2 separate regions of the Homo sapiens genome follow, and region 1 is linked to region 2. The links are chromatin loops, found by intact Hi-C in ENCODE. Cell type or tissue: HepG2. All regions are shown on one strand. Each heading gives the region's core, and the rest is flanking DNA. Links, peaks and the distances in the headings are about the cores only. Region 1 overlaps HOMER2 (homer scaffold protein 2). Region 2 overlaps HOMER2 (homer scaffold protein 2).

Region 1 (2,912 bases), core at 295-2,794, 63 kb after region 2:
CTAGGGACTAAAAGCAGGCAGCATTGCCCGAGCCGCATTACACACTCATCAAAGTCCCAGTGTCTACTCTCATAAGAATCCTTCAAAAATCTAACGCTTGACCCTAGGGACACAGAGATATATAGACGCCATCCCTCCCGGACAGCACTCACTGGCAGTGACTCAGGATGAGTACTGGGTGCAGAAACTCCAGCACCTGAGGGTACAGATACTCAGGCCACGGTGCTCTGGGGTTCAGGTGTCACAGCCAGAGGTCTTTGCCAGGGATCCTCTAGAGCAGGCAGATGCTATTCTCAGGACAGTGTGATCATGTTGGGACAGTGCCCACGGGACAGGATACCACAGTGCTCAGATTTCTCTCCTACCAGGGCCTCATTTCCGTGTCCTACTTGAGTATCAGGCCCCACCTCAGCAGGTGAGGCTGGGTGGTCTGGTGGGGGCTCATTCCCTTAGTTCTTCTCCATGGGGTTTCCCCTCCACACTCACCTCCACAGCTTTGAGGACATGTCTATGTGATGACACCTGAATGTGTACCTCCAGCCCAGGTGTCTCTCCTGAACCCCATGCTTGCACCTTACCTCCCTGCTGCTGTTCTCCCTGCACCCCTATTTCAGTGACTCACACCACTGGATCTGTCACTATGGCAGAAACCTGGGAATCTCACACCCAGCACACAGCAGGAACATCTCCCTCGCTGTCCTCTCCTCAGCAGCCCAGGCTGTCAGCCTCCTACCTAGTAGTGTCCTCCAATGGGCCACAGGTGTGTTGAACTCGGCCCCGTAAATGGCTGTGCAGGGCACAACTCTGAGTGTCAATCATGAAAGACACGCAGACTCATTACATCAACTGCCTGGCAGATCACAGATTTCCAGAAGGTGTCTTAAAGAAGCGTTTTTTTCTAATTTGTACAAAGATGTCACTTGTCCTGGGAAGAAGTAGCCTGCTGAGAAGGGGATCTCAACCCTCAGGGTGCAGAGCAGGGCCTGGGCCACAGGAGTCCCAGGGCTGGGCACTGTTTTGTCCATTTGCCTAGGTGCTGTAAACATATTTTCCATGTGTCCGTGACACTAAAAAGATTGGGAAACACTGACCTAGATTACACCAATAGCCCCTCTGTGCTTCTGGATCTCTTCTGTTGGCAAAAACAAGCTCAGGTCTCTCCCATTTATACCAGACATGTAAGTTAACATGCCTGCTCTACCCAACACCTCTCTCTGCCTTCAGGCCTTACTCAGGGAAGTCACAACGGGTTGCTCGTCCATACAGGATCAAGGACAGGTTGGCCTGTTGGCCAGACGCCCAGCACAAACAGCTCAGCCCAGTGAGGGAGAGTCATTAGGTAAGCCATCAACCACCTCCCTGCAGAATTCAGTCATCATTGTTGCATGTGGAGTCCCTTCTCATACATAATCATACATTACTAGTATAATAATCCAATTATCCAACTCTCCCAACAAAGAGGCTTCACAGATCAAACTGACCTCAGGTTTGAGCATTATTTACAAAAAGGTCAACCAGAAATTAATTGGAACGTCCAGTACCAGGAAGAATCAAGTCAATAAATTAACACAATAGAGTACTATGTAACCCTTTTAAAAAAGAACATTCTTATGACTATATAAATATTGTTCCCTGCAGAGGCAAAAAATGTGCCAGGATTATAGTTCTTTCTGTACAGTTCCAATGTCAACAGCAGAGTGCTACTCACAGGAAAACATTCCTAGTATCAAGGTCAGAGAGAAGCTTCTCCTTTCTAGCACTCTCCCAGTTGTTCAAAAGCAGGCGGTATCTTTCGTGCACTTCATATTTGAAACATGACATGCTTGTGATAATTTTTAATTTTTGTGATGTTTTCCTATTGCCTTCTCTATCGAGGAAAGAAACACAGCCCGTCTTCCCATAACCCTAGTATATTCCAGCTTGTTCACTCTGTCCATTGTCTGGAATCTGCTCCAGTCTCTGTCCTCAAGATATTATTCTTGGAGCCAGTAACTTCCACCTGTAATTTGGAGTGAATGCTTCTGAGGCCCATTCATAGCCATCTGTCCAGAAGTTCTTTTCACCAGACTCCCAGGAGCCATCAATTCTTTTTGCCCACTTCCCCACATCATGACCTCCTTCATAGTCTTCGCCATTGTTTTGCTGTTGTAGATCCTCAAGATGAGCGGGAGGTCAACTTTAAGTCCTTGCACATCAGGAATGGCCTTTACTTTCCCCCTTATACTTGATTGGTTTTGGCTGGATGTATCCTAGGGCTGCTGTACCAAATTCCCACAAACTTGGGGGCTTACATGACAGGAATTTATTTTCTCACAGCTCTGGAGGGCAGAAATCCGCAGTCAGTTGACTGGGCTGAAACCAAGGTGTCGCCAGGGCCATGCTGCCTCCAGAGGCTCTAGGGTTGGAAGCTCTAAGGAAGCATCCATTGCCCCACCTTTCCCAGCTTCTAGAGCTGCGTTCCTTGGCTCATGGCCTCCTCCTCCATCTTCAAAGCCTGCAGCAAAGCATCTTCAAAGCTCTCTGCAGAGATCCTCACATCCTCTTCTCTATTCTGTGTGTAGTAAAATCTCCCTCTGCTACTCTCTTCAGAACACTTGTGATTACACTGGGCCCTGGATAATGCAGGATAACCTCCCCATCTCAAAGTCCTTAACTTATCATATCTGCAAAGACCCTTTAACATATACGGTAACGTAGGTTCAGAAATGAGCATCTGATATATCTATGGGAGACATTTTTTAGCCTACCACTCTGGGGGTAAAACAATCTTTTTTTTTTTTTTTTTTAAGACACAAAGTCTTACTATGTTGCCCAGGCTAGATTCAAATTCTTGGGCTCAAGCAATCCTCTTACTTCAGCCTCCCTAGGAGCTGCGACTACCACAGCACTCAGCTTAAAACAATTGTTTTAAA
Region 2 (2,912 bases), core at 175-2,674:
ACGAATGAAGAGACAAAGCTAGGCATGAGGGCTGCAGGGCGGGCAAGGCCCATCCCATCCTCCTTACTGGCCGCCCTGCTTCCTCCTGAAAGGAGTTTCATGGGTGGACCGGGTGACCTTCAAGAATCGTATGAAAGCCATGGACGGACCTCCAGGACGCTGGGTTTAAACAAGCAAGAAGCCAACAGCTTGGCTCCGGGGAATAATGGTCCCACTGTAACCTGTGCCTTCTCAGAGCCTTTGAAGGAATCCAGATCTGAGGGCCTAGGGCTTGGAGACAGGAGAGAGTGACCAGGAATCAGTGCCCTGGGGGCACAACAGGGGTCTGGAGGGAGCTCTGGCTGGCCCATATCCCCCCGGGGTGTGAGGAGACCAGGAATCTGAGGGACACCTCTGCTGTCACCACAAAGGCCTCATGTTTCATCTGATTCTACATGCTTGGTGAGGAGGACGTTTAAAACAAAACCAAACTGGAATCAGGTTCCCCTCATTGTTCTCTTCTGACCCTCCTTCAATTTCCTTGCTAGGAGCCCACACATCTGTGGCGCTGAATGTGACTGGAGGTGACAGGGCAGAGCTGCACGTGACAAGCCCATGGGGAGGTTTCCGCCTGGCTAAGTCCTCTTTCTAAAGGCTCTTCCTAATTTTTTTAAGTAAATACAATGGTGTGTCTGAATAGATCTGTGTTATCTTTTATCCCACAACCTCAAGGACCTCGAGGACTTGGAAAATATGTACTTTCACTTTCAAACACCACTGACTGAAGAAATAATAAAATGTTATTATCTGGTGAATTCTAGAGTTGATGACTGACAATTTAAGCTAATTTAGGGAAATAGCTTCCTGCCCATTCTTGTAGTACCTCACTTGCTCATTAAACTCAGATTTGAAAACATTTATTTTTAGGGGTGAAACATTTTCACCCAGGCAGCCCACTGTGACTTAAACAACCAAAAACAGCTCTCAGTTGGGTGTGGTGGCTCACACCTATAATCCCAGCACTTTGGGAGGCCAAGAAGGGAGGATAACTTGATAAGCCCAGGAGTTTGGGACCAGCCTGGGCAACATAGCAAGACCTCATCTCTACAAAAATAAAAATAAAAATCAGCCAGGTGTGGTAGCGTGCACCTGTGGTCCCAGCTACTTGGGAGGCTGAGGCGGGGGGATCAGTCGAGCCCAGGAGTTCAAGGCTGTAGTAAGCTATGATGACACCACTGCACTACAGCTGGGATCACAGAGACTCTGCCTCAAAAAACAAATAAATAAATAAATAAATAAAGCTCTCACAATTGTCTGATGAGTAAGAAAAGAGACTGGTCACAGTTCTGTCCTTTGAAGTACCTGACAAAGAGTCACAGTCCAAAGGCAGGGGGTTGGATCTAAGGGTCACATGTGCTTTCTGGAATTCCTAGGTCAGATCACAGCCGGGCCAGCTGAGTTGGAGAGCTGGGGGCCAACTCTGTGGCGGCTCTGGCTGTGGAAGGGGACAGGCTGCCTCTGGTAGGCTCCTGAAGAGACTGTGAGTGCAGCCTTGAGTGGAACACGGGCCATGTGAGGTGATGGAAGGTTTACTAGCCATGTGACCTTGGGCAAGGAGTCACTTTGTCACTTGGAATTCAGTTTCCTCATCTGTAAAATGGGGGGAAGTTCAAAATGACAGCTTCTCTTATGGACCCAATGCTTGAGACCTCCCTAAATTCATACGTTGAAACCCTACCCCTAATGTGATGGTCTTAGGAGGCGGGGGGGCGGGTGTTGAGAGGTAACTAGGATTAGGTGAGGGCGTGAGGATGAAATCTTTATGAATGGGATCCAGGTCTTTACAAGAGTCCTCAGAGAGCTCACCTCCTCTCCCCACCTGTGAAGACACAGGGAGAAGACTGTGGTCTATGAACCAGGAAGCAGGCCCTCACCAGACACCAAATCTGCCAGTGCCTTAATCTTGGACTTTCTAGCCTCCAGAACTGTGAGAAGTAAAGGTTTGTTGTTTAAGCCACCCAGTTTGTGGTATTTTGTTATAGCAGCCTGAGCTAAGACAGCTTCTAAGATGATACAGCTTTTTTTTTTTTTTTTTTTTTTTTTTGAGACAGAGTCTTGCTCTGTCGACCCGGCTGGAGTGCAGTGGCGTGATCTTGGCTCACTGCAACCTCCGCCTCCCGGGTTCAAGTAATTCTCCTGCCTCAGCCTCCTGAGTAGCTGGGATTACAGGCATGTATCACCGTGCCCGGCCAATTTTTGTATTTTTAGTAGAGATGGGGTTTCACCGTGTTGCCCAGGCTGGTCTCGAACTCCTGACCTCAAGTGATCCAGCCACCTCGGCCTCCCAAAGCATTGGGATTACAGGCATGTGCCACCACGCCCAGCCAATACAGATCTTAAATGGGCAACTCTGAGGAGGGGGGCTTCTCGGTCTGAGGGAGACTGGGGAAAGCCTGCTGAACCCCTACCCCTGGCCAGCAGAAAGCCCTGAGTGTGCTCATGGGACCGCCCTAAACCACGAAGCTCAGCCCAGCCTGTGGGGAATGCTCCACATTCTCAAGATACAAAATCATAAGCACCGCTCATGCAGTAAATTAAAATCTTACTGATATCATTATGGGGATTGTGTTACATTTATAGATCAATTTAGGAGAAACTGATACTTTTAAAATATCAAGGCTTTTTGCCACTTCCCAACAGAATGGCTATTTATTAAACAATTATTTTATAAACCTTGAAATCATTTTAAAGTTTGCTTCACATAGATCTTGTATATTTAAGTTTATTTCTATGTAGTTTATGGTTCTAGTTCATACTGTAAAGGATCTCTTCTTCAAATATATATTCCACATGACTTTTTTGTATATAGGTGACTGAGTTTTGTGTGATTTCATATTTTAATAGTTTATGTTTTCACATGCGTTTCTCAGATG

The links. A loop is a pair of places that touch in the nucleus more often than their neighbours do. Peaks named below come from ENCODE experiments on the same cell type or tissue, not always from the same donor. Only the 100,000 strongest peaks of a DNase experiment are listed, where the experiment ranks them.
Region 1: a loop joins it to region 2, with 2.7 times the contacts of the local background. A loop is called at or near these places in 5 of 110 quality-filtered maps.

Annotation. Positions count from the first base shown.
Region 1 is chr15:82,918,079-82,920,990 of GRCh38, forward strand. All of the region lies in intron 1 of HOMER2 (homer scaffold protein 2), which reads right to left. LOC105370928 (a long non-coding RNA gene) reads left to right here. Exons shown (of 5, transcript XR_007064741.1): 4 at 1,225-1,339. Among named protein-coding and RNA genes, the nearest start is that of HOMER2, 33 kb to the right of the region's middle. In HepG2, for the core only: no CTCF peak of the experiment used is centred there; a DNase peak (open chromatin) is centred at 1,383.
Region 2 is chr15:82,855,366-82,858,277 of GRCh38, forward strand. The region is part of intron 5 of HOMER2 (homer scaffold protein 2); the gene reads right to left. Among named protein-coding and RNA genes, the nearest start is that of WHAMM, 47 kb to the left of the region's middle. In HepG2, for the core only: no CTCF peak of the experiment used is centred there; a DNase peak (open chromatin) is centred at 1,336.